Regions from separate parts of the Homo sapiens genome. Here region 1 is linked to region 2. Evidence: chromatin loops called from intact Hi-C (ENCODE). Cell type or tissue: endothelial cell of umbilical vein. All regions are shown on one strand. Links, peaks and the distances in the headings refer to the core of each region. The heading gives the core; the rest is flanking DNA.

Region 1 (16,299 bases), core at 5,148-10,147, 130 kb before region 2:
AGTGGCTCATGCCTCTAATTCTTGCACTTTGGGAGGCTGAGACAGGAGGATCACTTGAGGCCAGGAGTTTGAGACCAGCTTGGTCAACAAAACAAGACCCTGTCTCTACAAAAAGTTTTTTTTTTTTTTCTGTCGTGGGTTTGGGGGAAGGGGAGGGATAGCATTAGGAGATACACCCAATGTAAATGACGAGTTGATGGGTGCAGCACACCAACATGGCACATGTATACATATGTGACAAACCTGCACGTTGTGCACATGTACCCTGGAACTTAGAGTATAATTAAAAAAAATAAGGAATACAGGGCTTAAATTCACGTTTTTAAAAAAGGTATATGCAGGTTGAATCCCTTTTAGTCTCCACTTTTCAGCAAAGTTTACCTAAAATAAAATTCATTTACTGCTGGCACTTAAAAAAAACAAAAAGTTTTTTTTGTCCAGGCACGGTGGCTCACTCCTGTAATCCCAACAGTTTGGGAGGTCGAGGTGGGTGGATCACTTGAGGTCAGGAGTTCAAGACCAGCCTAGCCAACATAGCGAAACCCATCTCTAATAAAAATACAAAAAGTAGCTGGGTGTGGTGGTGGGCACTTGTAATTCCAGCTACTCGGGAGGCTGAGGCAGGAGAATCGCTTGAACCCGGGAGGCAGAGGTTACAGTGAGCTAAGATTGTACCACTACACTCCAGCCTGGGTGACAGAGTGAGACTCCATCTCAAAACAAACAAAAAAAACAAACCTTTGTTTTTTGAGACAGAATCGTGCTCTCTTACCCAAGCTGGAGTGCGGTGGCACAATCTCAGTTCACTGCAACCCCGCCTCCCGGGTTCAAGCGATTCTCCTGCCTCAGCCTCCCAAGTAGCTGGGACTACAGGCACACGCCACCACACCCGGCTAATTTTTGTATTTTTTGTAGAGATGGGGTTTCGCCACGGTGGCCCACAGGCTGGTCTCGAATTCCTGGCCTCAAGTGATCATCCGCCTCAGCCTCTCAAAGCGCTGGGATTACAGGTGTGAGCCACTGTGCCTGGCCTACAAAAATATTTTTTTAAATCAAAATTAAATCTTTTTTATTTTTATTTATTTATTTATTTATTTATTTTTATTTATTTTTTTGAGACAGGGTCTTGGTCTGTCACCCAGGCTGGAGTGCAGTGACATAATCACTCCACAATACTGCAGCCTCAACCTCCTGGGTCTCACACTGTATTGCCTAGGCTGGTCTCGAATTCCTGGGCTCAAGTGATGCTCCCACCTCAGCCTCCCAAAGTGCTGGGATTATAAGCATGAGCCACCATGCCTGGCCAAAAATAAATACCTTAATATCCATCTGATTGATAATCCAAAGCAACACCAAAAATGCCTAAGTAGTTTCCTTTATGAAGAAAACAGTACTCAGACTCATGTTTGAAGCCGCTTTTTCCTCTGACTGCCCTTTCTTGAAGAATGTGCATACCATTGGTTTGAGATGTGTACCTTATTTTTGAGAAGCAAGAACATTTTTTAACTGCTCGCTCAGTTTCTGCAATTCATTCGTCATCTTTCTTCACTTTCTCATCACCTTCATCTTGTGCTGCTTGCTGTGGAATTTACTGATCCAGTGATTCACGGCCTTGACGATGACGTTCTCTTGCTATACTCCTTATTCTTTAGACAGAAGTTCTGTCTTCAGTGAACTTTTCTTTTTTTTTTTTTTTTTTTTTTTTAATTTTATTTTATTTTCCTTCTGGTTGCCCCTGACAGTTTCTTGTGTAAGCTGGTGAGGAGCCGCAACTGGGCATCTCCACCAGCTCAGGCCAGGCAGCAGAAGATGAGAACAAGGGGCTCCAGCATCTGGACAGGGTAATCAGCTACTGTTAATTGAGAAAGTATCCCCCAAGTGACTGAGTAACCCTTTTCTGTGTAAAACTTTCTGGAATGCTGTGTCAGATCTTCTTCGGTTTTACTTGGGTTTACTTTTTTTGTTGTGTTTACTTGTTTAAAGCTTTTTATTTTGAAATAATTATAGATTCACAGGAAGTTGTTTTAAAAATGTACAGAGAGGTCTTATGCACCCTTCACCCGTCCTTCCCCATTTTTCATGTCTTGCATAGCTTTAGTATATATCAACATCGTGAAACTGACATTGGTATCCACTGACTTTAATCAGATTTCACAAGTTATCTTGCACTTGTGTGCGTGTGTGTGTGGGGTTCTGTGCAATTTTATCACACATGTAGCTTCATGTAACTATTACTATAATCAAGATGCAGAACTTTCCCAACACTCAAAGCTCCTTCCTGCTCTATGCTTTAGAACCATCCCTACCGCCTTTCAGCCCCCAATCCTAACCCCTGGCAACCACTAATCTGTTTTCCATCTCTATAAATATATTATTTCAAGAATATTATATAGATGGGATTGTACAGTATATAACCTTTTGAAGCTGGCTTTTCACTAAGCGTAATTTCCTGGAGTCTGTCCAACTCACTGCACGTATTGGTTGTTCATTCCTTTTTATTGCTGAGTAGTATTCCCTGTATTCCCTGGTACGGATATTCCACAGTTGTTTAACCATTCACCTGTGGAAAGACATTTGGGTTGTTTCTAGTTTGGGGCCATTATGAATAAAGCTGCTATGAACATTTATATACTGGTTTTTTTTCTAAACGTAAGTTTTCATTTCTTCAGGATAAAGCCCCAGAGTTCAATTGCTGGATCATATCATAAGTGCATTTTTAGTTTTAGAAGAAACTGCCAAACTATTTTCCAGAGCAGCTATACCATTTTACATTCCATCAGCAACGTACATGTGATCCAATTTCCCAGCATCCTTACCAATATTTGGTGGTGGTACTGTTTTTTATTTTAGCCATTCTGATAGATATGTAATGAGATCTCACTGTAGTTTTATTTTCCATTTCCCTAATGGCTAATTATATTGAACATCTTTGCTTGTGCTTATTTTCTATTTGTATATCCTCTTTGATGAAATATCTGGTTTGTCTTTTTTTTTGCCCATTTTCTAAATGTATTGTTGTTTTCTTACTGTTAAGTTTTGAGAGGTTTTTTGTTTTTTGGTTTGTGTTTATTTTTCTTTATGTGTTGTTTTTTTTGAGACAGGGTCTCTGTCACCCAGGCTGGAGTGCAGCGGCACTGTCACGGGTCACTGCAGCCTTGACCTCCCAGGCTCAAGTGATCCTCCCACTTCTGCCTCCCAAGTAGCTGGGACTACAGGCAAATGTTACCACATCCAGCTAATTAAATTTTTTTTTTTTTAGAGACACAGTCTTGCTATGTTGCCAGGGCTGGTCTCAGACTCCTGGGCTCAAGCAATTCTCCCACCTTGGCCTCCCAGCGTGCTGGAATTATAGGCGTGAGCCACCGCGCCTGGCCAGGTTTTAAGAGTTTTATATGTAATCTGGTTACTAGTTCTTCGGCAGATATGTGGTTTACAAACAGATTTTCCTAGCCTATCATTTGCCTTTTCATCTTTTTACAGGGTCTTTTGCAGTGCAAAAGTTTTTAATTTTTATGAAATCCAGTATATCAGTTTTTCCTTTTATGGATTGTACTTTTGGCATTAAGTCTTAGAACTCTTAGTCCTAGGTCCTGAAGATTTTCTTCCATTTTTTTCTAAGAGTTTTATGGTCCTATGTTTTATATATAAGTCTTCGATCTATTATGAGATAATTTTTGTATAAGTGTGAAAGTTAGGTCAAGGTTTTATTGCTTTGTTTTTTTGCATACAGATGTCTAATTGCTTCAGTACCATTTGTTGAAAAGATATTCCTCCTTTTAATTTTATTTTAGAAGAGGTGGGGTCTTGCTATGTTGTTTACGTTAGTCTCAAACTCCTGATCTCAAGCAGTCCTGCCTTGGTCCCCCAGATTGCTGAGATTATAGGCATGAACCACCATGCCCGGCCCCTTTCTTCATTAACTTAACATCAGGGAGAACGATTTCTCCCGCTTTATTCTTTTTCAGAATTGTTTGAAATGTTCTACATCCTTTGCTTTTCCAGATAAGCTTTAGAATAAGCTTGTCTTTATCTACGTGAAACGTTCCTGAGATTTTGATAGCTGTTGCGTTAAACCTATAGATCTATTGTCTACATAAAACCTTCCTAAGATTTTGATAGCAATTGCGTTAAACAATTAACTGGCATCTCTACAATGCTGAGTTGCTCAGTTCATGAACATGGTAACTCTCCCCAGTTTTTAGGTTGTCTTTTATTTTCTGGGTTTTGTTTTTTTGAGACAGAGTTTGTCACCCAGGCTGAAGCGCAATGACGCATTCTCGGCTCACTGCAACCTCCGCCTCCTGGGTTCAAGTGATTCCCCTGCTCCTGCCTCAGCCTCCCGAGTAGCTGGGATTACAGGCACGCGCCGCCACGCCCAGCTAATTTTTGTATTTTTAGTAGAAACAGGGTTTCACCATGTTGGCCAGGCTGGTCTCGAACTCCTGATCTCAGGTGATCTGCCCGCTTCAGCTTCCTGAAGTGCTGGGTTTACAGGCGTTGAGTCACCATGCCTGGCTTTGTCTTTGATTTTCATCAGCATTTTCAGATTTTTAGCATAGCGTTTCCGTACGTTCTGTTAGACTTATACCTGAATATTTCATTTTCTTTGTCACTATTGTAAACGATGGCATGTTTTTCATTTTGGCTTCCACACAGTCATCATCTCTGAGCTCTTTGTGCAGCACTGTGGTTGGAGTAGTCTGAGCTTTTCATGTTCATAGCAAAGGAGAGAGGAGCAGTGGGAGTGTGACACTTGAGTCACGGGCGTGTGAAAATCAGATATGCAAACAATGTGGGCATGAGAGCAGACAGAACTGGATTCAGATCCCAGCTCTGGCACTTTCTAGCCTTGTGTTATTGGGCAGGTCATTTAGTCTCTCTGAGCCTGTTTCCTCAAATGTCAAAAAGGAGAATAATACTCAGGCAATCCTTTTGTAAAGCTTTGAGATAATATATATAAATATTGTTTGCCTAACATAGGTCTCAAAATGTCTTAGTTATTATGTCTGGCCACAGTGGAATCATGTCATTCATGGTTAGATCCAAAGTGAGAGAGGCAAGTGTGCCTACTATTATGAGCAGCAAATGTTTCTTGAACCTCTCTATGGTGCTGATTTCCAAGGATGTGAAGTCTTGACATAGCTCTTGCCCTCAAGGGGCTTATAATTCTGTTGAGGAAACCTACTGTATGAATAACAATTCCAGGACAAGGTATTGCTTGTTAAGTTCCAAATAGGTGGGCAGACAGTGTGAGTGCATCAAAGAACCTTCTCTGGGTTTTGTTTGCCCTTTTGTACCCTGTCCATTGAGGTGGCTTCTGGATGTTGTTGATGAGAGAATGTGTGGAGGTGGGAGAGGGTGTGTACAGATTTAGGGGAAGGGTGTCATGTGGGAATATGTAATTAATTTTTATACTTTCCCCAGTAAACCATCGACCCTTTTTATGATGTCATGAGGGATTCCTTAATTTTGCAGCTGCTTCCTGATTACGTCAGAGAGGAGCCTGTCACCCCACAGCCTGGAGCTGTACTCGTACAAGAATTGGAAACAAATGAAGTGCCGAATATCTAATGGCTTCCACAGGGAGCACCAGTTCAGACTTCCCAGGCCGCCTCTTGCTAGGTCTTCCTCAAGTATTTCTGACCCCCTGAAGTGTCTTTGTTCTGGAAAGACAGGACTTGGCCCAGAGCCAAGAGGGAGGGAGCCTGGGGACTCCTTGACACATACCTCTCTCCCTCCAGGTGTTTTGCAGTCCTGAGTTTCTTCCCCCTTACTTGGATCTTGTTTGGTGAGTTGTTACTCTTCTTGAGTTTTCAGGATCCTCTGGAACCTGCCGAGAATACACGTGAGAGTCTTTGACCTGCTCCAGCAGTCTTCACCCCTACGTACCCCCTCAACAGCATTATCTCCAGCCTCTTTTGATGTTTCTTTCTTTTTTTTTTTGTTTTGTTTTGTTTTCTTTTCTTTTGGTAGAGACAGGGTCTTACTCTGTTGCTCAGGCTGGTCTTGAACTACTGGGCTCTCAAGCAGTCCTCCTGCCTCAGCATCCCAAAGTGCTGGGATTACAGGCGTAAGCCACCATTCCTGGCCTCTTTTGATTTTCTTTCTGCGGTAATTTTCATATCTGTGCACTGCTTTTCATTCCCTCTTCTACCTCTATTATAAGAAGATGTTACCCTTACTTGGCATTATAAACTTTATGAGTGCTTTACATGTAATTTCGCTTGCTTCAAACAAGTTCATGCTCTCTTAGCTTCCCAACTGGTCTCCCTCATTGTTACCTTTTTCCAGCTACCCTAATTAGTCCTAAATGCTTTAGCTAGATTAATCTTTATAAAATATTCACTCATTGCTTCATCCAAGAACATTGAGTGAGTGCTCCCTCACTGTTGAGTCAAGTTCATGTTCCCTGTTCTGGCATTGCAGGCCCTATACTTTGTGGTTCCAGGTAGAGCACAGCACACACAGTACTTGCGTGCCTCAAGTAGTACATGTGGTCCCCCCTGCATCCACCAACTCCATCATTGTTCATCTCTTCCAGCCCACCTTAGAAATGGTCTCTTCTGGCCGAGCATGGTGGCTCATGCCTGTAATCCCAGCACTTTGGGAGACCGAGGCAGGTGGATCACTTGAGTCCGAGAGTTCGAGACCAGCCTGACCAACATGGTGAAACTGTGCGTGCCTCTAATCCCAGCTACTTGGGAGGCTGAGGCGGAAGAATCGCTTGAACCCAGGAGGCAGAGGTTGCACTGAGCCACAGTTGTACCACTGCACCACTCCAGTCTAGACGACAGAGTGAGAATCTGTCTCAAAAATAAAGGTCTCTACCATGAAACCTTCTCTGTTACATGCTAGCTGAAATGGTTTCCTCTCCCTCTGGTGACAGAAACATCTTACTTCCATCTTCCTTATGATATGTAGTACATTGTCTTGAATTATAGTTACTTGAGTAGGTATGTATTCTTCCTGTCTTCCTTATTAGATTATCTTCTTCTCCCAGACAGGATCCTACTTTCCTTTATATCCTCCACAATTGGGCACTCAAGTGTTTTCGGAATTAATGGGAGAAGTCATTTTGTTAGAAGATTGGGATTTCCTTTGCCCCCATATTTCCCTACTTTCAGAAGAGCTTTAGAAGAAAATCCAAAGGGAACACTGACAGCGAGGGCTCCTAGGGAGGAAATTACCTTCCACCTTCTTCTGTCTTGTCTTGGTGCATTAGGCCGTTCTTGCATTGCTATAGACAAATACCTAAGACTGTATAATTTATAAAGTAAAGAGGTTTCATTGACTTACGGTTCTGCAGGTTGTACAGGAAGCATTTCGGCTTCTAGGGAGGCCTAAGGAAGGCTACAATCATGGCAGAAGGCGAAAGGGGAGCAGGCACTTTACATGGCGAAAGCAGGAGCAAAGAGTGGGGCAGTCCCACCTACTTTTCAAGGACCAGATCTTGCAAGAATTCAGCCACTACCACATAGACAGCACCCAAGCCCTGAGGGATCCACCCTGCCATCCAGACACCTCCCACCAGGCCCCATCTCCAGCAGTGGGGATTACAATTCGACGTGAGATTTGGGTGGGGACAAATATTCCACCATGTCACTTGGCTGTATCAGTTTAGGGAAATGTTATGACTTGCTTTACACTCAGTCAGCCTCTGTTTTGCCATTGTGCATGAATAATTTGCTTGGGTGTATTAGTGCCTGATTCTGCTGACTCATTCGTTCTGCTCCTCAGGGAATAAAATGATGAAAAGACATCTCTGCTTTTGCTCTGAGATTTTGTTTTTGTCTCGTTCCTATACAGCGACTGCTTCCTCTACCTCCTCTTCAGCTAGCAGCTGCCACGGGGAACTCTGTGGCTCAAGCAGCAGCAGTTGAAAGATACTCTCACTGCCCACTTCCTGTAGACAAGGAGGTTTTGGTGGGCTGCTTAGGAACTGTGCCAGCCTTGTGTCTGACTGGTAACTGACTCATGAGAAAAGCAGCCTTATGTCGGAAAGATAAGGGCCAACAAATTGCCTCCAGGTGGTGGTAGTTTGGAGGTGACTGACCATTCATTTCCTTTCTTTGGGAGGAGACAGTGGGGAGGGAATTGGTGAATAAGTGGTCTTGCCTGCGTTTTTCTCCAGCTCTTAGTGATGCAGCCAGGCAGATAGTTGGTTCTCTGGGCTGGAATGGCTCGTGGACCCCAGTGCCCTCAGAATCCCCTCTGCTGCTATCAGAGCATCAGACTTAGGTGTCATCCATCCTGTGTCTTCTCTTCATTACTCTTCTTATGCTCTTGCCAGGAAACTGGCTGTGTGCACCAAGGGAACTCTGATAGTTCCATCGCTGCCAGATTTTTCTGTGACCAACCAAACTCCATCCCACTGGTACTGGTTTCCTTCAAATCTCTCCCTGATGGCAACACTGGAATTGATCAGAAGCAGTGGTTCTGAACCACCATCCCTTGGCTCGGCTTAGAGGGCCCAGGCAGGTGGGCCTGCCTCCCATCCCCTGCTCTTCCCTCTCCGCCCCTCCTGCCTCACTCCCATTTCCTGCAGGAGGATGCTTTGCCATCCTGGAGCTGTCAGGCACAGCTTTGCTTTGGCAGCACCGTCGCACACATACTGGTGGGAGAGGGGACGTGTTTATCACTTTTCCTGGAGATTATCTGTTTAAGCACTTCTCTGACAGTTACAATAACAAGGGCAGTGTGTTGTGTTTCCCAGCAGAAGGACACTTGCTGTTGAAAGATGTATAGCACTAATTAGAAATACATAACATCCGGCCACATGGCAGCCTTCTCCCGGCCGCTCCATTTCCTGATTTCATGCAACTTTGACGACAGTTGGTTTATGTTTTCCATGAATATATTCTCAGAAAAACGAGAAAGTCTCCCTGTTACATAGGAGCAAGAAGAATATTTCTGTCCGAGCCGGTATTTGGCCATAGGAATAATAGGAGCTGTGGTCACCTGCCCACATGTGGGAAGGAGCAGAACCAAGTTCAGACCTCAGGTGACTTTCTTATTAAGAAATATTTCCGTCTGACTTCCTTAGCCAAAACCCTTACCCGAAACCCTTAAGCAAGTCTCTGCTTTTGGAAAGAAGGGGAAAGGCTGTTTCACAGTGTTAATGAGTTCCTCAGCTCCTGTCATGCTCCTGCTACCTGACACAAAGCCAGAGGAACCCAGGCGAATACCAAGGCAAACAATGCCTTTTCCTCCCCCACCCCACATCACTTGTTGGCTTGGCCCAGCCCAACACTAGGGATATATATGGGCATTCATCAGACTAGGGCCAGTTTCCTAGATCTAGCCCCAAAGTGGGTGGACTCTGGGAATCTAGATGCTGTTTTCCTACCCACTTGTGTAACGGTGAATGCTTTCAGGGAGTAGCGTCTTACGGTTTCTAGCCTGTGGAAGCCTACGTGAGGCCAAGAGCAGCCCATGAAGATGCTGTGCACTTAGTGCATGTCTCACTTGAGGCACTGGATCCAAGTTGCCGTGGATACTTGGATAAATAACAATTTTCTTTACCCTATTGAAAGGTCCTACGGTTGCAGAGACCATGTTTTATTTGTAACTGTGTGCTCCATCATACCTAGTACAGAGTCTGGAACATTCTACATGCTCAGTATGTGCTTGAGGTACTACTGAGCCATGGAGAAGGACAGGCCTTCCAGGAGGTGCTCTAGGTAACATGGCCAGTCAGAGGCCTGACCAACACTCAGACATGCTGACCCCCTTGATCGTTTGTAAAATCTCCACCTGCTTGATTACAGCAGAACAGTTACTGCTTAATACTCCGCATCAGATGGACCAGACACATAAGCAGGCAGTGTTATTTCAAGCCTTTCTTCAGGAGGGGGTTAGGGGATGGGGAGTTGAGGTGACATAACCGTCACCAAGGACAGAGCAGTCATGAAGCTGCCTTCTAGCTGCTGCCCTGGGAGGTGGCTGAGCACTTTCAGATCTACACCAAAGAGACTCCAGCTGTTGCTACCTTGCCTGGTCTCCAGACCTTATTGCAGGAGCCTTTAGAAAAGGAGCCAACCTGGAGTCCACGAAGACCGCAGATCCCATTGTTGTTAAGCAGCCATTCTCCCTCTGAGCCCTAGCCCCCACCTTGAACTCTGAGAGACAGTCTAGCTTGTGATTGCCATTTGTCATAAATACAGAACTGGGCTTGGTGAAAGAAACCTCCCCTGTCTTATCCCTGTCCAGGGTCATGGGAGTGTCTTAGTGTAGCCTGTGCTTCATAAAATGCCAGTCTCTTGGAGCCAGGACACCCCCCTCCATCCCTTCTAGCCTTCTGAGTGCAGGTAACTTCTGCTTAGTTGATGAGGAGGCACTAATGTTTACTCAGAGTATCAGCTACCAGGATGTGGCCTCCACTTGTCTTCTCCCAACTCCCTCTTTTCTGGACTTACTCCCTTCTTCCCGGCTCTGTTGCTAGTTAGAGGCAGGATGTTGTCCGGGCGTGGCAATGGCCTGGACTGAGCTGGGCGGTACTGACAGTGCTGCTGCCTATGGGGAGGGTGAAGGGGAGAAGTTGGTAACTTTTCTTGACAACTTACATATCTCCCCCTTTCCTGCTTTCCATCCTCCCCTCTTCTTGGCTCTTGCATGCTTGTTTTCTTTGTAACAGAGGTTTAGGGCCTTAACAGGACAGGAGTGAGACTGGTCTATTCTAATCACATGGATTGTTACCACTTCCTTAACTGCCTGCCACAGTTGAGCTGGAAAGTCAGAGGGTGACATCTGGGACCAGTGGGCATCTGGAAGGTTGGTGGGAAAGCCACAATCAAAGAATTACTACCCTGGATGCTATTCGTTTGTTGGGCCCTTCTGAGCAGCAGCCTGCTCCTTCTTACACCCAGTACTTTCAGAAGTGGGTTGGGGCTGGCTTTGTGTACTCCAATCATACTTGCTCCTGGGGCAAAGATGGTAAGGAATCACTGTGGTTGGGTATTGTCTCCTGGAGTAACAACTTCAATGGGGCCCCATTGACAAGACTGGTGAGCTGATGAGAGGGCTCCCCTTGGCTACTGAGGTTAAAATACAGGCAGGGACAGAGATCAGACATTCAGCTGATTATCCTTTTAACACTTGGAGATTCTGAGAGTTCTCCTGTATTAGAGAGGGAATTCACAGATTAGCTGCTGCCAGAGCTAGTGAGCCTGGCCCCTGATTCTGTCTCCTGTGGGTATGTGGTGTCTCCTCCTCGGAGGCTGTGTGGTGGACTGCTGCCTTCTGTGTGTCACCAGCTCCTCTCGAGTTCAGATGACGTGGCTTTCAGGGAAGGCCAGTGATGAAGAGTAGGTACAGGCAGGCTTTTGGGAGTATGCCACATAGCTCCCACCAAAGAATAATTCTGCCCACCAAAAAGATGGCTCCTTTCGGTGACCTGGAGCCAGAAGGAAGTTAGTTAGCCAGGCTGAAAAAGTGACGGGAAGAGGGTACTGGGATTGGGAGCCAGGTTTATTTTTTAGCGCTAGGGGAAGGAATTTGTGAAAACAAAAGCCAACACTGATTAAGTGCTTATTATGTGCCAAGCACTGTTCTGCATAAAATTAACTCATTCCATGAAAGTAGGTTATTTGTGTCATGTGTGTTTTCTTAGGAGGAGGGACATGGAGGAAGTAAGGATGGGACTAAAGGTTGGTGATTCAAGAAGATCATTTTTAGACGAGATCGGGCGCGTTCAGGGTGGTATGGCAGTAGACAGAAGATCATTTTTAAATGTGTATTTTTCCAATCTTAACTGATGACTGTGCTCCTGTTAGTTATACACTAGAGAGACTGAGTTAATTAAATCTGAGTTCTTGTTACGATGGCTTTACATTATCAGTAGGCAGCTAAAGGCAGAGACCATGCAGCTCCAGCTCAGACTGCCCTTCCTGAGGTAACCGTTCCTGGGAAAGTGATGTAGAATTGACAGAGGTGACCCTTATCATCTTATCAAACACATATCCATATGCCAGACCTCATGGTAAGTGCTTCACATGCATTTTCTACTTGGCCTTATGACCACTCTGAGAGAGGGAATATCACTAGCCCTAGTCTTCAGTGAGGAAAAGGAAGCTCGGTAACGTGGCCAGTGATGTGCATCTTGTCCGCCTGGGGCGCTGAGAGTTTCATTTGCCTGTCCGCAGACTGCTTCTCGGAGGAGTGCCGCTCTGTGATCCAGGAACAAGCCGCAGCTCTGGGCTTGGCCATGTTTTCTCTACTGGTCCGCCGCTGCACCTGCTTACTTAAGGAGTCCGCCAAAGGTAAGCAGGAGGAGTCCCCAGCCTGGTGGGCTTTCCAGTTGCCTGGCCTTGTCCAGACCTCACAGTGCCATGCTGTTTTCTCGGTGTCTTCTCCCTGTAGTCTCCATTCTTCCTCTTACCTACATGCCCCTCTTCCTTTTGCCTGCCTAACTAGTCCCATTTCCTTTTACAGTCTGATTGCCTCTAAGGCCCTCTTCTCCTTTTTGTAGAACCCTTTCCTCTCTCTTTTCTCCTTTAGTAGTTAGGATTTTCACTGTACCTATGAGCTGCTGCATGTTCCTGCATCTTCAGGAAACCAGAAAAGTTAGTTTCCATAATCGACGTTGTGTTTTCCCCTTTATCTCTTTGTTTCTGTTTGTGTGGTACCTGGTGAGTTCTGTAACCGCTGTGGACCAGCCATCATGGGAGACTCACTGGACCAGATAGAGCAGGTGCTATTTTTAGCCCTTAGGTTGAGACAGTATCCCATATCCTTTAAGGCTGCCCTTAGAAGTCTAAGCCAGATTGTTGTAGCAGTAGAAGGTAGGGCTGAAGGTTACACCTTTCTTTTCAGCTCCTAGATCAATATTAGTGACTTAATGAGACCCCACTGTCACCCCATGCCGCACCAGCTTTGTGAATGCCTCCAGCTTCGGAGGCTGCCTTTTTTTTTTTTAGGGACAGAAGGGCAACTTTTTATTTTGAAGTAACTTCATATTTACAGAACAGTAGCCAGAATAGTGCAGAGAACTCTTACATACCCTTCACCCGGATTCCCCAGTTAACATTTTACCATATGGGCTTACGTTCGTCTTTCCATACACACATACTTAAGGTTATTATTTTTCTTCTGAACCATTTGATTTTTAAGTTACAGAGTTGCGGGCCCTTTACCCCCAAATACTTGACTCTATATTCCTAATAATAAGGATATTCTCTTAACAACGGTTATCAAAATCGGAAGTCAACATTGACAAAATACTATTATTGCATTCACAGACCTTACTTAGTTTGTGCCAGTTGCCCTAATTTCTTTATAGCAAGGGGAAAAAAAAGTTGTTTTCTGCTCTGGGATCCAGTGCAGGAGCACACGTTGCATTTAGATATCATCGTGTCTCTTTAATGTCCTTTAATTTGGGATGGTTTTTCTGTCTTTCTTTGTCCTACATGTCCTTGTCATTTTTGAAGAATATGAAGCATTTGCACAGTGTCCCACAGTTTGGGTTTCTCTGGTGTTTCCTTGTGATTAAATTCAGGTCATGCAGTTTTGGCAAGAACTCTGGTGCCATCTTGGTACTGTGCTGAAGGAAGGCTGGAAGGGTGGGCTAGAGGCCAGAGTAGAGGCTTCAGCCAAGCCACAGGTGAAGCAGAAGCAGTTGTGTCCAGGGGCAGACCCAGTACACTGGTTCTCTCTTTGTCCTACTTTTCAGAATCCTCTTAGGTGCTGGCGCTTGTCCTCGCTTCTGGGCCTATCTTTCCTGTGGACTTGGTCTCCCTTCCCTAAGAGCTTGCTGCCGTCCCAGCGCCCCAGGCCTCACTCGGGGGCTACAGCAGACATAGGCCCAGTTCTCACCCTTTGCCTCTGCAGCTCAGCTGTCCTCTCCTGAGGACCAGGATGACCAAGACGACATCAAGGTGTCTTCCTTTGTCCCGGACCTGAAGGAGCTGCTCCCCAGTGTCAAAGTCTGGTCAGATTGGATGCTCGGCTACCCGGACACCTGGAATCCTCCTCCCACATCCCTGGATCTGCCCTCGCAGTGAGTTGACCTGCCCATTGCTTCAGCACCACTGGCTTGGGCCTGCCCGTGTTCCTACAGCTCCCCTCTTCATCCTGCTCTGTTTCTTTCTGCCCACAGCCTGCCTGCCTCTCTATTTCTTCTTTATTTGAACTTTTTTTGAATACCTTCCCTATCCTCTGATGTTTTAGGTTATTTTTTCCTGTTCTCCAGGCCTCTTCCCCCTCCTCTCACACTCTCTTTTTCCTCTCACTCTCCATTTTGTTATTTGTTCTTGCTCTCGTTCCCTCATCCTCACTCCATATTGTGCATACTCACCATCTCTGCAGCTGCCTCTGGAGTCTGGATTTGTGTGGATATGTGTGTGTGAGACTTTGTATCTTCTCTTATTAGTTTTTCTGTGCATCTTGCTTTTTTTTTTTTTTTTGAAACAGGGTATCACTTTGTCACCCAGGCTGGAGTGCAGTGGCATGATCTCAGCTCACCCAGGCTGGAGTGCAGTGACGCGATCTCACTGCAACCTCCACCTCCCAGCTCATGTGATCCTCCTGCCTCGGCCTCCTGAGTAGCTGGGACCACAGGTGCACACCACCACGCCTGGCTCATTTTTTGTATTTTTCGGTAGAGACAGGGTTTCGCCGTGTTGCCCAGGCTGGTCTTAAACTCTTGAGCTCAGGAGATCCACCTGCCTCAGCCTCCCAAAGTGCTGGGATGACAGGCATGACCCACCATGCCCAGCCTTCTCTGCATCTTTAAGGCTCTCTCACTGCTGCTTGTGCTGTCTTCTGCAGTTTGTCTCCTGGCATGGCAGCGTGTGGGGAGGCTGAATGCATGCACATCTCTCTTCCATTCACTCATGCCCTGTCTTCTCACCACGTCCCTCCCCTCGCCCCCTGTCTTCTCACCACGTCCCTGCCCTCGTCCCCGTCTTCTCACTACACCTCGCCCTCGTTTCCGTCTTCTCACCATGCCTCTGCCCTCACCCTCATCCCCTGTCTTCTCACCATGAGCCTGCCCTCGCCCCCTGTCTCTGTGTGTCAGTCTGGCATCTCTCAGAGCATTTGTGTATAGCAGAGAGCATTTGTGTATTGGGGGCGGGGGCAGGTGTTGGAGTCTGTGTGTCTGTCTGGGTGTATTTACGTAGATCAGTTTATGTGTTTGTATACCTTTTTCTTTTTCTTTTTTTTAATTGTGGAGATAGATGTAACATTTGCCATCTTAACTATTTCTAAGTTCGGTGACATAAATTACATTTACAGAGTGTTGTGGAACCCCATATGGTTACTTCTTTTATCTTTGTCTATATCTGTGTCTGGGTTGTGTCCGACTCTGTGCTTGTCTAGGTCCATTTGTCTGTGTGTCTGTAAGTCTGTGTGTGTCTTAGTGTCTGTATCTGAGCGCAAAGTTCTGTGTGTCTGCCTCTGGGCGCTTGTCTAGGGGTCTTTCCGTGTGCCTGGTCCATGTCTGTCTGTGTTTACTTGTCCATGTGCATCCATCCAACTGTGGCCACGTGTGTTGTTATCTGTATGTGTTCATGTGGGATGTCCGTATCTATGTCTGTATTTGTGTCTATACCTGTTTGTGTCTGTATATCCTTGAGTATATATATCTCTGTATGGGATTCATGTGTCCCCAAGTAGGTTTCTTTCAGTGTATGTCTGTGTTTTCATGTCTCTGTGTCCACATCTATAGCTGTCTTTTTTTTTTTTTTTTTTTTTTTTTTGAGATGGAGTCCCGCTCTGTCTCCCAGGCTGGAGTGCAGTGGCATAATCTTGGCTGCAACCTCTGTCTCCTGAGTTCAAGCTATTCTCCTACCTCAGCCTCCCGAGTAGCTGGGATTACAGGCACCTGCCACCACACCCGGCTAATTTTTGTATTTTTAATAGAGACGGGGTTTTACCACGTGGGCCAGGCTGGTCTCAAACTCCTGACCTCAGGCAATCCACCCGCCTCAGCCTCCCAAAGTGCTGGGATTACAGGCGCATGAACCACCGTACCCAGCCTTTTTTTTTTTTTTTTTTTTTTTGAGACGGAGTTTTGCTCTTGTTGCCTGGGCTGGAGTATAATGGCGCGACCTCAGCTCACTGCATCCTCAGCCTCCCATGTTCAAGCAGTTCTCCTGCCTCAGCCTCCCAAGTAGCTGGGACTACAGGCATGTGCTACCACACCCAGCTAATTTTTTATTTTTAGTAGAGATGAGGTTTCACTATGTTGGCCAGGCTGGTCTCAAACTCCTGACCTCAGGTGATCTACCCACCTCAGCCTCCCAAAGTGCTGGGATTACAGGTGTGAGCCACCCCATCTGGCCCTTTTTTTTTTTCCCCCCA
Region 2 (16,299 bases), core at 6,920-11,919:
GCCTGCTGCGGGCCAGCTGGAGTTGGGGTTGCTGTGGCCCCTTTAAGAACAGGCCCCACATGCACCAAGCTGGCGGCCCTGCCTCCTGTCAGCCTCCTTCCTCCAGCCTCACAGCCACAAGAGGATTTCTCAGCAGAGGAAAAATTCCCCCCTTCCCTTCCCCACCCCGCTTTAATGCCCGGGGCCCTTCACTTCCATAATTCTTCATTTTCCAGCCTTGAACGTAAGCCAGACACATCTGTCTGGCCATATGCGTGAACCCTGGAGTCTGTGCCGAGGTGGCTGTAAAACAGGGCCGGTGAAGGCCCTTCTGGGAGAGCACACACATGTGTGCCCTCAGGCCATTGGCTTCCTGCCCAGAACCACGGGGGCTTCAGTGCTCCAAACCCATGCTAACCTTTTCTCATTTTTCCTCTTTTTGTTTAATTTAAGGGGGGAAAATCCAAGGAAAAGGTATAAATTGTCCTGGGAGTTGGGGAGAGGCTCCTAGCTGGAGAGGCCATTATTGTTGGCAGGTACCTGGGTCACACTAATACAATAAGGAAGAAAGGAGCATCGAGTGAATTAAGATTGGAGGGATGGGCTGTAAATTACCCTGCTCTGAACTCCATCAGTCTCCAGGGTGTTAACCGAGAGGTGTAAGGCAAGTCCCCGTTCCCAGCGCCTCTCACAGATGTGGCAAAACAGGAACCACGCATGTTTGGGGAAGGGGATGTGAAGATGGGGTTGAAAAAAATCCTCCTGGCCCCCAGGATAGCTATAAAGTCCAAGTGAGATCTGGGGCTGTAACCACACCCCCACTTCCCTGCTCTTACCTAGACCCCTGGGCCGCCTAAGCTCTTCTGTGAGCATGGGGGAGGTGAGGCCTGGTCTCCCTCTGCAGCCTGTCCCTCCCTGCTTCCGGCGTTGCACAGAGGCTGGTGAGTGGGGCCGACTGGAGGTCAGAAAAGGGGTGTGGGGAGCTCTCAGAGCCTGTGCAGCTGGAGCTGCAGCGCCCAGGCAGGCCCCTGGATGCTGGGGGCGCCAAGTCCGCCCACCCAGGGCTTTGAGGCCACACTCTCCGGCTCAGCCCACGCTCTGTCTTGTTGCCTGAGACAGCTCCTCCTGTGGGTTCTGCCCACCTTGCTGCTTTTCTCCTGAGTTCTTTTTGTTCCCATTGCCATTTGGAGTTGTTCAGAGACCAGGGCAGGGTACATGGTTTGGGAAGTTGGTCAGAAGTGTTTGATTCCTAACCAAACCACCAGGGCAAAGCAGTCACTGAAAATGCTCCTCCAGGCATGAGGCGTGGCCTCTTGGCACCTCATGCTGGCCCTGGCCCTGTGAATCCCCCGCTTCCTCACTGCCTCTCTGAGGCTTTGCTGTGATTTGTGCTGCTGTCGGGCGGGGTCAGGTTTCCTGAGCAGTTGCAAACATCCCACCTGAAACATAACAGGCTCTTCCTCTGGCCACATCTATTGTTTCCCTCAGCATTATGGCCACAGTCTTGCTCTGTGGCCAGCAATGACATGTGTTCTCAAAATAGCTTCTCTCCCCTGTCCCTTTCCCGCCCACCCGCCCTCCTGAAGATGTAGTCCCTCCTTTGTGGTGGCCCCAGGAGTTCCACTCTAAATTTAGCTGCCGTCCATTCATACTGCCACCCAGCTAGGGGGGGCTGTTGTGGAACAATGGGGTATACACAGAGCCCCCCACACCTGTATGGAAGCTGGCGGAAGGCAGACACTCAGGCCTGGCTCCTGGCTGTCGGAGACAGGGTGGGAGCCAGCACAGCACCAGGCCGGGGGCACGTTCACGTCAAGGCAGGAAAGCACATCAGCCTGTGGAGCGGGCATCCGCCCTTCCCACCCAGACCCGCTCCAGCCTCCCCAAAACCTGAGTGCTGGGCCCCAGCTTTTGCTCCAGCACCATCCACTGGGGGCCTGGCTTCCCACAGAGTGGCCAGGCCACTGTCTGAAACGCCCTCAGGCTGCTGCTCAGAGCAAGCTCAAAGGTGTCATGCTTAGCCCTGCCCCTCCCTCTCCATCAGGAAAGGGCCTGCCTGCTTCTTTGGCTTTTTAGATCAAGTTATCAGTTAAAATTCAATCCGATTATCTTTAAGTGCCCTTCAGCTCTGAGAGCCAGTGACTGAGCCCACTGTCCCCCGAAGTCCTATGATACAACAGGCGGTATGGGAGGTATGACAATGGAAACTGCAAGAAAAGTAGGCAGTTCTCCTTGAGCACTTGACAGTCTAGTTTGAAAATAAGATGAGTCCTCCTAAAACAGTAAGAAATAGCAAACAAATTGCCATAGTTATCACTTTTAAAAAGAGTGCAAGAATATATTAAGCTCTGTGGTACATTTGGACATCCAGAAAAGGAGTTCTAAGCAGCAGTTTTTCATTTGCAGTGTACCCCAAATGAAGATGCTCCTCCTCCTGCTCCCAGGGGATGCTGCTGGTGGCTCTGCCTGCCTTTTCTAGCACCCTCAGTATCTGCCCTCGTTGGCTTCTGCTGGCCCAGGATGAACAGTTAGCCAGTGCTTATCTCACCCACTGTTCCTATTTTTATTTTATTTCCAGTTTTTCATGTACATCCACATAGTTAAGATACATATATACAATAAGTCTTTTCATAGAAATCAGAAGCGCGGGCATGGTGGCACACACCTGTAGTCCCAGCTACTCAGGAGGCTGAGGCGGGAGGATCACTTGAGCCTGGGAGTTTCAGGCTACAGTGACCTGTGATCGCACCACTGCACTCCAGCCTGAGTGACAGAGTTAGACTCTCTCTCTCTCTTTTTTTGAGATGGAGTTTTGCTCTTATCACCCAGGCTGGATGGAGTGCAGTGGCATGGTCTCGGCTCACTGTAACCGCTGCCTCCCGGGTTTAAGCGATTCTCCTGCCTCAGCCTCCCGAGTAGCTGGGACTACAGGCATGTGCCACCATCCCCGGCTGATTTTTGTAGTTTTAGTAGAGATGGGGTTTTACTATATTGTCCATGCTGGTCTCAAACTCCTGACCTCAAGTGATCCGCCTACCTCTGCCTCCCAAAGTGCTGGGATTACAAGCACGTGCCACCACGCCTGGCTAATTTTTATATTTTTAGTAGAGATGGGGTTTCACCATGTTGGTCAGGCTTGGATGAGACTCTGTCTCTTTTTTTTTTTTTTTTTTTTTGAGACGGAGTCTCGCTCTGTTGCCCAGGCTGGAGTGCAGTGGCACCATCTCGGCTCACAGCAACCTCTGCTGCCTGGGTTCAAGCAATTCTCCTGCCTCAGCCTCCCGAGTAGCTGGGATTACAGGCATGAGCCACCACGTCCAGCTAATTTTTGTATTTTTAGTAGAGACGGGGTTCCGCGATGTTGGCCAGGCTGGTCTCGAACTCCTGACCTCATGATCCACCCGCCTTGGCCTCCCAAAGTGCTGGGATTATAGGCGTGAGCCACCGTGCCTGGTCTGAGACTCGTGTCTCTTTAAAACAAAACAAAACAAAACAAAAAAACGCTGGGCACAGTGGCTTACGCCTGTAATCCCAGCACTTTGGGGGACCGAGGCGGGCGGATCACCTGAGGTCGGGAGTTTGAGACCAGTGTGGCCAACATGGTGAAACCCCATCTCTACTAAAAATACAAAAATTAGCCGGGCGTGTTGGCTCACGCTTGTAATCCCAGCTACTTGGGAGGCTGAGGCAGGAGAATCGCTTGAATCTGAGAGGCAGAGATTGCAGTGAGCCGAGATCACGCCACTACACTCCAGCATAGGCATCAGAGCAAGACTCCGTCTCAAACAAAACAAAACAAAACAAAACAAAAAAAACACATCAGTAGTCCTCTGCTCCACCCCTCCTCATCCCCAGTTCTATTTCCTGGTGGTTTCCCCCTGATATTTATGCTCTGGATATGTAGAAAATAAAAAATAGAGTTAGGAAGGAAGAAAGGAAGCTGGCATTTATTGAGTTACTAATATGTGTCAGGCACTTTGCTAGGTACTTTCATATATAAGGTGAATGTGGAAATTTCCTGTGTTACAAAGCTTCTAATTTCTGTTGAAGACATTGCTCTGGCCAGAGAGGCTCAGGGATGAATGATTCTTCACCCTGTAGAGGGAAGGAAGCAGCCGCACTCCCTATGGGAGCCCCTAAGCAGAAGGAAGACCTCAGAAGGCCCTCTCCTGGTCTTGCTCTGCTTCATGATCCAGGTTCTCCAAGTGCCACACCTCCTGTGTCAGCTCATTGAATTGCTGTTACTTGTAATGTTCAGTGTCTCAGCTTGCAGCGGTAAGCATCATAAGATCATCTCCACCGTAGAGAAGGAACTTAACCTGCAAAAGTTTTTCCTGGAGACCCAAGCCTGTTAGCTTCCTCCTTAGGTATTATTGTATATGATCTCTTTCCCAGTTCTCTGCCAGCTTGCTCCAGGAAACTCCCATACCTTAGAGAAAGTTAGTTACTTAGCACCTTCCAGAAACAGAATTATTTTTTTCTTCCACATTTTATGCCAACTTGGGTCCTTATTGCTACCAACCTGATTCAGAGTGTCCGTGTGTTGCTTGGGTTCCAAGGGCACTATCCAGGGATCACTGTGGCCCAACCTCAGCTGCTGTTAGAAGGTTCCTGTGGAACTCTCCTTCCGGGTCAGCACGCTTGACTCCATGCCAGGGCCAGTCTGTCTGAACCACAGCATTCCGGTTGCACCCCCCTCACCCCCACCAGAGGCTTCTGCAGCTTTTTACTCATACAAACAAAAATAAACCTCACTACCGGCCTCTGAACTCTGCAGCGGCATGCTTCCCCTGCTCCCCAAGTGTCCCATGGCTGCGAGTGGGGACTTGGCACTCTCCCCACCGACATCACTTTTTCACTCCCTGCGCATCCTGTGTCCTCCTCTTACCGTGCGACCCAGAGATCGGAATGGGACGTGACGGCCGGCACAGGCGCCGTGCACAGCTGCCAGGAATCTGACGGGTAAAATCTGGAAAAGTTGGGAGGGCAGATGCTAAACACACACACACACACAGCGCCACTCAGAAAGGGCCGGAAATGCAGACACCCGTAGAAGGGTGCCTGTGGACTCCGAAGCCCTCCTCCGCCTGCCACTCTTTTTAAGGGGACTGAGCCAGTCTTGTGACCCAGGTGTGACCCCCCCCGCCCAGAGGCCCACCGGTACCCCAGGAGAAAAGGGAGCAGCTTCATCTCATCTCCTGAGACTCCATGAGGGCATGCGGGGAACAGGAAGCAGTTGTTTGGTGACTCACTGGGCAGAGCCAGGTTAAGGGAAGTTGTCTGCGGGCGTCCCTGGGACCGGATGATGGCAGCACAGCTCTGACCACCCTCACGGGGCTTGGCCCCACCCCACACCCAGGGAAGCCCCCTCTGAAAGGCTGCGGCCTATTCACCTTTCTAGCTGCAAGCCAGAGCTAAGAACCCGGGGAATTTAGAGCGTCTCTGGACCTCGCTTCTAGATTTTTCTTCTGTCCTGCCATCAGAACACACAGGTAGGCTCAGTTTGTCCCCAGCATCCCTCAGCCACCTGGCTTCAAGGCTCTCCTGCCTAATTGCCAGCAATAGAGGTAGGATGGTACCAGGGCTTAGGAGCTGACTGTTCACATAGGGTAAAAAAAAAAATGGCAGCCACTTCCTTGATAGAGTCAGACCAGGCTGGACGGTTGTTTCTCAAGGCAGGAGAACTGAGATGGTAGTGGACTTGCGGGGCAGAGGCAGAGGCAGAGGCGCAGTGCAGAGCCGGACCCCCAGCCCCTGTCACTCCAGCTGCCACTGCTCCCACGTCTCCCTAAGCCATGCTTGTTCTGTCCCTGCTCACCCAGAAAGACAGATTTGAGAGCCACGGTACCAGGAGAGCATGCCTGGCAACAGAAGAGCTAGACGGAGAGCGCATGGCCTGAGAAATGAGGAACGAGAGTGCTGATGCTCCTCCGCAAGAGGAGAAAGGGCAGAGGGGTTTACTGAACCTGAGCAGGGACCATTTCCTGTTCTTACAAACTGCCCAAGCCAGGTTTGTTGGAATGCCTGTCACCCTCTAGGTGGCAGCCCTATGTAGAGGGTCAGTGACCCCGCCTCCCATGGGAAGGTAGCCCGCAGTAGTGGCACCTTGCTCTCATGAGGTGAGATCAGTAGGAAGACTTCAGCAGAGCGGGCCCCTGAGCTGCATTTCTCATGCCTGCCAGCGTTCTGTAGCCTGTGCCTTTACCAGCTGTGGTGGCAGTGGCAGCAACAACTTACTCATAGGGAGAGGTCCCTGGCAGGTCACAGAGAAGCCACCCCCATCATTTGAAGGCATGCCCTTTCAGTTTTACTGTCATTGTCAGTGAAACCTGAGCAGCCTCCTCACTGACTGTTGGTGGCCAGGACCAGCACTGTGGGCCCCATCTCGGTTGGCACGCACGTCCACTTCCCCAGCCCTGTGCCTGCATCTGGGTCTCTGCAAGTTGCTCTGTGGCAGAAGGCCATGAGAGGGTGTGACAGGGCTGGGACCTGCCCTCCTGGCCCCGCCAGGTTTGTGTGGGTGCCCTCCACCTCCCTACTCAGGGAGCATGCTGTCTGGGCAGATGCCAGCAGATCAGTTCGATTCTTGGCCATGGTCCCCAGAAGAGGAAGCAGTGCAGTAGTGGCCATGTTCTGTAGTGGCAGACATACCCAGAGCCGGTCTCGAAGGGCCGCTGCCACACGTGTAAGGCTGTCAGAGAAGAAAATCAGGCTTTTGCAAATGTGCATCTCTCGGGAACTTCCCTGAGAAATGTGAAAGTCCACAGGGAAGGCAAGCGCTGGGCCACGTGCTTGGTGAGAGGTGCTAGAGGAGGCGGTGGGACAGTGGGGCCAAGGAGACTCTTCTGCTTTTATTCTTTTGTCTACTTTTTGTTTGGCAGTTTAGCTTGCACTAGTAAGCATATGACTAGGCTGTCAATTGCTTAGTACCACGATATGGTTGCTGAAGAAGAGGCTAAGAAAAAAAGTGACAAAGTCAGTTTAAAGAAAAACGTCGAGTAAATAATAGTGTAGCTGGTACAGATTCGTGGCAAAGGAGCAGAGGTAGAACAGAAAAGACCCGTGTTTAGGAAACTGCGCTGGTCAAGGGCAAGGTGGTGGGCCATTGTGATCGACCTGGGTGTTGCTCTTTGCAGACACATGAGTTGAGTCTTAATTCATCACATTGCACGGACTTCGGCTGCTGCTGCAGGAGAATTTCGTATTATTAGCTGTCAGTATCACTTTTTTGTATAGCCTTTGAGTTCAACTTCATTGTTCGTTGTTTGTTGTTGTTGTTTTTGTTTTTTGAGACAGGGTCTCGTTCTGTCACCCAGGGTGGAGTGCAGTGGTGTGATCTCGGCTCGCTGCAGCCTCCGCCTCCAGAGCTCAGGCAATCCTCCCATGTCAGCCTCCCAAGTAGCTGGGACCACAGGCGTGTGCCACCACACCCAGCTAATTTTTTTTTTTTTTTGTAGAGACGGGGTTTCAGCATGTTGCCCAGGGTATATTTTATTTTGTTTTGTTTTGTTTTAGCTACACAGTGAAGTAAGTCAAAATAACAGATTCTGTTTGCATTTTCATGTCTAGATTGAAAAGTACCTCCTCTGTAGGCTTTCTAGATAATGTATGTGAAACCACTTTCATATCTAAGGAACCTAATTCTCCCTTGTTGAATTTGAGTCCCAGTCTTACTTTGAGAGACCTGTTATGTTGAATATCCTCAGGATCCTTTCTCAGCCCTCGGCAGGGTTGTACCCATGCCATTCCCTGGGCCCCTTGAGCTCTGTTTTTATTGCAGTGCTATGCTCAGCCCTTGGGCCTATCCCTGAGACCCGACGGGGACTGGTTATTACTGTGGAGGGGAAGAGGTTCCTAGGGGCAGGATGCTGACACACCGTAGTGTCAGGGCCCTGGCTCACCCACCTGCTTGCCTGCTCGCTGTCTGGCTCATTCACCACTCTGTCCCCATAGGCTGTCCTGGAGGACCACAGTCAGATGAGGCAGATGGAGCTCGAAATCAGACCTTTGTTCCTCGTACCAGACACCAACGGCTTCATTGACCACCTGGCCAGTCTGGCGCGGCTGCTGGAGAGCAGGAAGTACATCCTGGTGGTGCCCCTCATCGGTGAGTCAGGCGGGAAGGGCAGAGCGGCCTTGCATGTGCACAGCAGCCCCCTCCACACACGCCCCACGGCCTGGGGGCCAGGCAGGCAGAGCCCTGCTGTGCGTGTGTAAGATGGGATTTGCAGGGGAGTAGGGAACGCGTGGGGCAAAGAAAACTGTTTAATAATCAAAGTAGTTCACATTCTCATGGCTGATCCATGGCTTAAACTGCTTGAGCAAATGGACTCCTGTGTCCCAGCAACCAGAGGCTGCATGAGCCCAGCCCTTGTTTTTATCCTTATAAAGCTTGCAGTAAAACAGCAAAGCTGGTTCCCGTTATTGGTAAACACTCAGCCCTGGCAGATAACGGCAGTGCTGCTGGGTGGTCTGGCAGGGAGGCTGGGAGGATTTTGAAGTGGTTAGATGCCTTTGGTCTGATTGTCTTGTAGCTTTTCATGATCACTCTGTTGGTTCGAGGTAGCATTCTTCTGGCCAGTGTCACCCTAAGGCTAGGCCAGCAGGAACCCTCCAGAGCAAGCCCTTGGCTCATGCCTGTGGATTCCTACCACTTGGGCCCTTACCACTGTCTGGGCCTTGGTGCTGGTGCAGGGTCAGCATCTCAGGACCCAGCTAGCTTGCTTTCCCACCCTCTAGCCAGAGAGGCCCAGCTGGGCCGTCTCCACGGGACCGTCTGGGTACCCTTAGTTCTTGGAGCTCTGTGGTGGGTCAGCCTCAGGGTGGGCTCTGGGCTCTGGGCTCATATCTAGCTGATGGCCTCTGTGGAGGGAGAGAGTCTAGGAGATGATTGGGAGGCCCAGGCGTTTGCACATCCCCTTCTCAGCAGCTACTTGGAGCAAGTTTGAGAGCCTTGTCTTCTGGAAAAGCCACCAGACTGGCAGTCTGCCTGCCAAGCCACCTTTGACATCCATGCCAAGATGTTCCATTGGGCCTTCCCTCCCAGTCCCAAGTGTCTTAGTGCCAGATGGGGGTGGAAACAAAGGGCAGGAAACATCCGCCCCTGCAGAGGCTGCAGAACCCTGGGGGGTTGTGGGAAACACGTTAGCACCACCTGAGAATGTTGGCACCGAAGCAGCCCTCCTCCCTGCCTCCACCCTCCCCGTCTTCCTTCCCCTCCCCATGTGGCCTGGCCAGAACCTCTTAAATCCAGGCCCTTAGACCTAAGGGAAGGCTTTCTGCTCTTCAACAGTAGAACAGTTTCTGTCACCAAGGCAGGGCAGCAGAACCATCACGTTGTCCCAGGCTTTCCCTTCTCCTCGCTGGGGCGGGCTGCCTTGCCGGGTCATATGTCTCTCTGCTTTCCTACCCAGGAGCTTTTCAGGGGAAAGAAAGTGTTTTGCTAGATGGTCAGGAAAGGGTACAACTGAAAGAGGCTGTGGACATCTCAGGAGCCCCCTAAGAGCCGTAAGGTGCCTCAGACGCCGTCCCAGGCTGCCAGGGTTTTTTGTCACCAGGACTGATCGTACCCCAGGCTGTGGGCTGAGTCTCCTTGTTCTTGATCCGGTGAAAGGCAGGCTGTAGCCCTTGGCCCTGAGGAGCTTAGGGTTTAGTAAGGAAATCCGGATTCGGTGGGGAGGGAGCAAACGCATGAGAAAACCCAGCAGATACATGCAGGACAAAGAGACGACGCCTAAGGGTGCTGGGAACTGACAGTTGTGCTACAGCCATACAGGCCAGCCTCTCTGGACCTGCCTCAGCTGGGCAGGCTCCTGGACTCTCCCAGAGGCTGTAAGAGGAGGGCTCCTGTTTACTGATGCTTTCCTTGGTAGACTCACGTCCTGTGCCCAGAGCAGCAAAGGGTTAAGCCGCCAGCTTTCCCTTCTTGTTTCTGGTGCTCTTTAACCTGCTCTGTGCTCCGCAGACCTGACCCCAGCGTGGAGAAGCCCCGCCTGGTGCAGAAGCACAAACAAGCTTCCTCTTTGAAGCCTGTTTAGTTTGGAAGCAGGAAAGCAGATTTTGGGATAGAATACCCGTTTTTCCTGTTTGATGTTGTTTGCTGTACCATACACCCATCTACCACTGCTTCCCAACCTCAGCCATGCACTGTGTGGACACTGCAGCCTCAGGGTGCCGAAAGCATGGGCATTGTGTGTGTGTGTGTGTGTGTGTGTGTGTGTGTGTGTGTGTGTATTCCCACATGGGCCCTTTCCAGAAAGTGTCTCCGAATACCCAGACAATGAGTGCCAGGCTCACCATGGAACAGCATGCTCACGCCGGCTCCCTGAGCCATGAATCACTGCGCTAAGGAGAGGCCTCAGACCCCAAACTCTCCCAGAGCCCCCGAGGAGCACATATTTCCCACTTGACCTCAGGCTTTTGGCTGGAATTTTGGAAAGAATCTTCACCAGAAAATGAAGCCATGTCCCAGACACATAGGGAGGCAGACAGGCACACACACACACACACACAGAGACATATACACACATGTACACACATACACGCATACACATACACACATGTACACACACACATACATGTACACACGCACACAGACACATACACGCACACAGACATACACGTGCGCGCACACACACACGTGCAGTATCAGAGAAGGTAGATGTGCCAAGGTTCTGGTCTTGAGAAATACCAGGGCCTTGCAAATGAGGCTGTGACTGCCCCTTCCTCCATGGTGACCTCCCTGCACTCCACCAGTGGGGCTGGGGGTAGAACTTTACCCCTCCTGGACTGCAGTGTGTGTGGGCCCAAGGAGTTAAGGAAGGACGCCTCCCTTTCCCTCGAGCTGCTGCATACCCTGGACTCTCCTGAGGGACCCTTTCACGTGAGTCCTGTAACCAAGGAATGCAATAGAGGGACCAGATTTCTTCCTCTAAATACAGCAGCTCCAGAAGATTCCTTTAAGTTCCTCCCAAGAGGAGGGCAGGGCCCAGGAGAAGAGACAGAAAGGGAGTAGAGCCCTGTGAAATCTCGAGACACTTCTTGCCCCCACAAGCTCCCCTCCGGCCCTAGTTTCATTGGAAGACTCCTGTGGGGGAAGGATGGATTCTGGTCTGGGAAGGTGTTGGCTGGGAAAGTGAATGGACAGAGGCCTAGGATGAAAGCTGATTGCTGAGGCTGATACCTTGTGGGGCTCTATCTCATCAGTGATCAATGAGCTGGACGGCCTGGCCAAGGGGCAGGAGACAGACCACCGGGCTGGGGGCTACGCCCGTGTGGTACAAGAGAAGGCCCGCAAGTCCATCGAGTTCCTCGAGCAGCGATTCGAGAGTCGGGACTCTTGCCTGCGAGCCCTGACCAGCCGTGGCAATGAACTCGAATCCATCGCCTTCCGCAGTGAGGACATCACTGGCCAGCTGGTGAGACCCTGTGGCAGGAAGGGAAAGCCCACAGCCAGCTTCCAGAACAAGGTCTCCAGGAAGGAAGGGCTGAAGGAGGCCCATCAGCCTGGGCAGCTGAGGGCCAGCCACCATGGAGGCCCAGGTGGGGGAGTTCCTTCTCCCCTAAGTCACTCGTAGCACAGTCAGATCAGGCCAGGCAGGGCCAGCGCATGCATGGGAGGGATCGGGGAGGTGGCCCTGCCCAGGGCCCCCGAGGCAGAGGATCCCTCCTCCTCCTCCACATGGCGCCCCCTTCTGCCCAGTGGTGCTTCTCACACACGTCTTCCTCCAGGGTAACAACGATGATCTCATCCTGTCCTGCTGCCTCCACTACTGCAAAGACAAGGCTAAGGACTTCATGCCCGCCAGCAAAGGTACAGCTTTGCCTCCGCCTTGGGATCTTCCATCCCCACTGCCCTACCTCATCCTACCCATCCTCAGCCCCTGAGAAGGGCTCCACTGACTCTGGCCTGGGAAGTCTAAGGAATCAGTGCTCAGGGCTGATGTATGCCTGAGGCCCAACCTCCCTGTCCTGGCTCCCCCAGCCCCAGGGAATGCCAGGTGCACCCTGGGCCAACTAGAGATGAGCCTAGCCCAGGAAGCCCAGCCCTAGGCCGCGAGGTTCTTCACCCCGCATGCATCCGTTTCCTTTCTTGGGTGTCCTCAGTGAGTTCCGTCTGACAGCAAGAATGTCTTTATGATTCACTGTAGCTGGTGCTGGCCATGGTCTCCCGAGCCCAGCCCTCTGCAGCTCTGAGGGCAGCCCCCCAGGGGTCCCTGGGGCACACTTCCCTTTCTTGGCCATGCTTACCTTCCTACCTTCTCTGTTCACCCCTGAGTGTTTACCCTATTTCAGGCCTGGGGCAGAGGCATTTCCCCAGTGAATAGTGGGCTTTGCTTCCTGGTCTCTTTGGTCACAAGCTGTAGCACTTTGAAGGCTGGCTAGAGTTTGAGGTTGGTGAGAGCTTGAGGACTGAGCCCTCAGCCCGGTTTTCAAGACCTTTTGGGGTAAGCAGAATCTCATCTTTGGGCCAAAGGCCCACTCTGGGTTTCTCACCCAAGCGCTTGACCACCTCACCCTCAACCCTGAGCTGGCCTTCATGCCTCACCCCACAGGTCAATGACACTAGGGTTTTCTGCTCCTGGCTCCCAGGATTCTGGCATTTTTTTCATTTGGAAGGAATTCCTAGGACCTGCCAGCTCTGTGTCATCTGCAGAGCTGGCAGTTCTCACCGTTTCGTTTCTGTCTACCTATAAGTGGTCTCTTGTCATTGCCTTTCCGTCTCTGCTGCTCTCTCCTTTCTGTGCGTGTTTCTTTCTAGCCCTTGTGTTCAGGCTGCTCTGGGAGTTGACTCTCTCCTGCGTCCTCTCCCCATACAGACACAGCCCCTCACTCCTGCATGAGTCTCTTTACTAGGGGCTGGTTACGAGCCCACAGCCGCTACTCAAGAGAGGTCCTGTCCTGCCACCAGGTTTGCATGCCATATCCCTTGGGACCAGATATGAGCATTAAAGTGATAAAAGGAGACCTGGCTGAGCCAAACAGAGGAGGTTATGTTCTGTCCCCGGCAGCTCAGTAGTCTCTGAGTATCCCCTCACCCGAGGCCACCTTCTTCTCCCCTCTGCCCACCACAGCCCCTTGCCTCCCTTCACACTCTCCTTCCTCCTGTCGTCTTCTCTCGCCACCACCAACCCCACAAGCCTCTCCCTCCCAAATCCTCCAAACTCCTCCCCAGGCTGAAAGCCAGTTCTCAGCCTCCCTGCCTGGAGCTGGCAAGCCTGAGCTTCCTAGAGGGGTACCTCCTGAGAGAAAGGTAGGCGGGATTGCTGAAGGCCTTGTTGGGAAGTGTGGTTCCAGGACTGCTGGGCCCCACCCCAGCCTCAGAACTTTCTTTCTCAGAACGGACACATTTTGGCTTTGGTCCTACTAGTCCTCCCACCCCCGACTTCACCCCAAACAGCCTACAGGAACCCATTGCCATCCGGGGGACCGCCCCTATCAGAATGACATCAGCAATGGCTGGTGTAATCAAAGCCCATTTGTCAGTGTGAATTCTTAGCAGATTAACTTGTCAGATTCACAGAGAAACCGTCACTAAATGTTTATGTGTAAACGATGTTGAATTTTAAAATCATGTGGATTATGGCGGATGGGGCCTGACAAGATGACAGTCTCTGGTTTCTAACAAAGTGAAGTTACCAGTGTCAAAACAGAGGATGTTTATTGTGAAAAATGTCAAAGTATCCACAGAAACCCCTGCAGACCCCTGCCAGCAATGTCGGGCCTTGGTTAGCTGACCTAAGGCCTGGGACGCTCCTGGTTTGAGGCCCAGGGCAGGAATAGTGGGGCTGCTACAGACGCAGCCAGTCAGCTGGGAGCCCCACACAGCCCTGCATACCACCACCCCAGCCACACTTATCTGCAGAGGGGCCTGGCCCAGGCAGCTGAGTAGTCTCTGAGTATCCCCTCACCCGAGGCCACCTTCCTTTCCCCTCTGCCCACAGCCCCTTGCCTCCCTTCACACTCTCCTTCCTCCTGTCCTCTTCTCTCGCCACCACCAACCCCACAAACCTCTCCCTCCCGAATCCTCCAAACTCCTCCCCAGGCTGAAAGCCAGTTCTCAGCCTCCCTGCCTGGAGCTGGCAAGCCTGAGACTGCTCAGGTCCGACATGGATATTTGCAGCCCCCCACCCCCGCCAGCCCACGCAGTCAGTGAGCACAGCAGGACACTTCCTGTGCCTTGCTGTCTGCCGGACCTGGACCTCTGTCAGGAAATGCCCAGCCTGGGACTGACGAGTAGACCTGCCACCCAAGCAGGCCTGTCAGGGTAGGGATGTCACTTGTGTGAGTGCTTGTCCCTGGCTTAAATTCTCTCCAATGTGTTAAAGATTAGGGAGTTAGGGAAAGAGAGGTAGTGGAGAGACTGTGCTTAAAAAAAAAAAAAGTCATCTAAAAAGAATGAAAGATATCTGTGCCACTATAGCAAGACCTTTTAAGTATATACTCTGAAAGTGTGGCTAATATGATCATGATGCTGTAGGAAAAAAAGGTTATATGTCCAAGTGTATGTACTTGTAAATGTGCCTAAAGAAACCTGGAAGGATACACAGGTCTTCCCTGGGGTACAAGACGGAGAACTGGGATCATCATCTTAACTCTACTCTTCCTTTTTACTCTTCTGTCCTCTTAGAGACTTTCGCCTGTATACATGGATTACTGTTACTTAGCAGGGGCGACCGGTTGGCCAAAGCCTTGGTGTGCCCTTGGCACAATTCTGCCAAGACCCTTACCCTCTCCTCTCCTCAGGGCTCCCTTAACCCCTCTCCCCACATCTGGAAAACCCTGGATACATTTTCTGTTCCATCTTTAGTTTTCTGCCTCTGGATGCGTAAAGCTTCAACCTGCTGGCTTTTAGAGGGAGAGGACTTGTTAAAAAAAAAAAAGTGGGGTGTGGGGAGAGCGGTGTTGTGATCTGGGGGCCAGCCATGTGGTAAAAAGGAGTAGAGGTCAAGGGGCTGCTTCTATTCCCTCAGTTTAGGGTCCTGGGAGGCTGACGGGTTTGGGCAGCTTTTGGGAACTAGGCAGAAGAGAGTCCTGTATGGGAGGCCGGAGTCAAGGCAGAAGCCCAGTGCAGCCCTCTCTAGGCCAGCAGGGGAGGGTCCCCGGGGCTGAGAGCCCGGACGGAGGAAAGGACTGGTAGAAGAGCCAAGACACGGCTAGCGTGGCACCCCCTCCCCAGGACCACATTCTCCAGGGTGAGAAGAGCAGCCAGCCCTCTGCCTCCTGTCCTCAGTGACAGCCTTCTGCTCTCTCATGCCCACAGAGGAGCCAATCCGGCTACTGCGGGAGGTGGTGCTGTTGACGGATGACCGGAACCTGCGTGTGAAGGCGCTCACAAGGAATGTTCCTGTACGGGACATCCCAGCCTTCCTCACGTGGGCCCAGGTGGGCTGAGGGAGCCACACTGGGGCCCCCCCCCCGTGGAACCGTTCCTGAAAGGCCACCAGGCGCCCAGTGTAGCACGGAAGATGCCCACGTGCCTGAGCCACCAATCCACCCAGACAATAAACCATCCTCTTCCAACCCACGCCACGGCCATGCTGTGGGGGACCTGCTCCTCACAGAGCCCCTCCCAAGGATCGGGCGGAAGCTGCTGGGACCCTCCTGGGCTGCCAGGATTTAGCAGGGAGGTGGCTGGCTACAGCAACAGCAGCTGGGCAAGCCAGATAGGCCGCCCATGCTCTCAGCCTTTCTCCCTCCCCCGTCTCATTCCAAGGCTGAGGGAGGGCCTTCTCGCCTGGGGACGCAGCCACTTTCTCCAGTGGAGACAGGGCAGGGGTTCTGAGTTTCCGTCAGATGCAGTGAAATCACAGTTCCCTTTCATCTTCAGAACCTCTGTCGTGAATGTGTTCAAGAGGCTTTGGTTAAGTCAGGAAGAAGTGCCCAGGGTGTGTGTCCCCAGTCTCCCTGAGGCCTGGACTCGCCCATGAACCCAAGTCGGCTTCTAGACAGCATGTCCCTAACAGCAGCCCTGGGCCCCCACCTCTTCTACCATCCACCCCAGACTTACCACACACCCTTCCTGCTGCTCCTCTTCCTGCCCTTATCAACCTGGGTCCCTCACACTTCGCCAGTTGCGTCCCCGTGGACAGTCATGAGTCTAGAGGAAAGGGGCATCTGGTCTCAGGCCCGTGCTCTCGGGTGGCCTCCACCTGCTCCCTCTCTCCTCACTGGCCTTTCTTTCCGTCTAGCTTCCTCTTCAGGAAATGTCCTGACTCCCCTCAGCTCCCCCTTCACCCCTCCTTGCCCGCCTACCCTCCCTCCAGAATAGCCCCTCACCCTTCTTCCCCTTCTAGTTGATCCTTTTCACCTCCCTGATCC

What was found. A loop is a pair of places that touch in the nucleus more often than their neighbours do. Peaks named below come from ENCODE experiments on the same cell type or tissue, not always from the same donor. Only the 100,000 strongest peaks of a DNase experiment are listed, where the experiment ranks them.
Region 1: it touches region 2 in a loop (4-fold over the local background); 1 of 110 quality-filtered maps calls a loop at or near these places.

What each region holds. Positions count from the first base shown.
Region 1 is chr17:2,184,357-2,200,655 of GRCh38, reverse strand. It overlaps SMG6 (SMG6 nonsense mediated mRNA decay factor), which reads left to right. Exons shown (of 19, transcript NM_017575.5): 11 at 12,141-12,257; 12 at 13,825-13,993. It also overlaps the pseudogene RN7SL624P. Among named protein-coding and RNA genes, the nearest start is that of SMG6-AS1, 100 kb to the right of the region's middle. RefSeq lists an enhancer at 5,474-5,975. In endothelial cell of umbilical vein, for the core only: no CTCF peak of the experiment used is centred there; DNase peaks (open chromatin) are centred at 7,945, 8,705 and 9,285; H3K27ac peaks cover 3,216 bases.
Region 2 is chr17:2,060,565-2,076,863 of GRCh38, reverse strand. SMG6 (SMG6 nonsense mediated mRNA decay factor) reads left to right here. Exons shown (of 19, transcript NM_017575.5): 16 at 7,933-8,086; 17 at 11,185-11,396; 18 at 11,710-11,791; 19 at 15,242-16,299. The coding sequence ends at 15,372. HIC1 (HIC ZBTB transcriptional repressor 1) reads right to left here. Exons shown (of 2, transcript NM_006497.4): 2 at 13,623-16,299. It overlaps LOC107984988 (a long non-coding RNA gene), which reads right to left and starts at 5,268. Exons shown (of 2, transcript XR_001752757.2): 1 at 5,144-5,268; 2 at 3,900-4,948. RefSeq lists enhancers at 269-959, 1,104-1,183, 960-1,649, 4,466-5,665, 11,000-11,753 and 3 more and a silencer at 11,551-11,713. In endothelial cell of umbilical vein, for the core only: a CTCF peak has its summit at 11,662 (motif pointing left); DNase peaks (open chromatin) are centred at 7,983, 9,113 and 11,663; H3K27ac peaks cover 4,907 bases.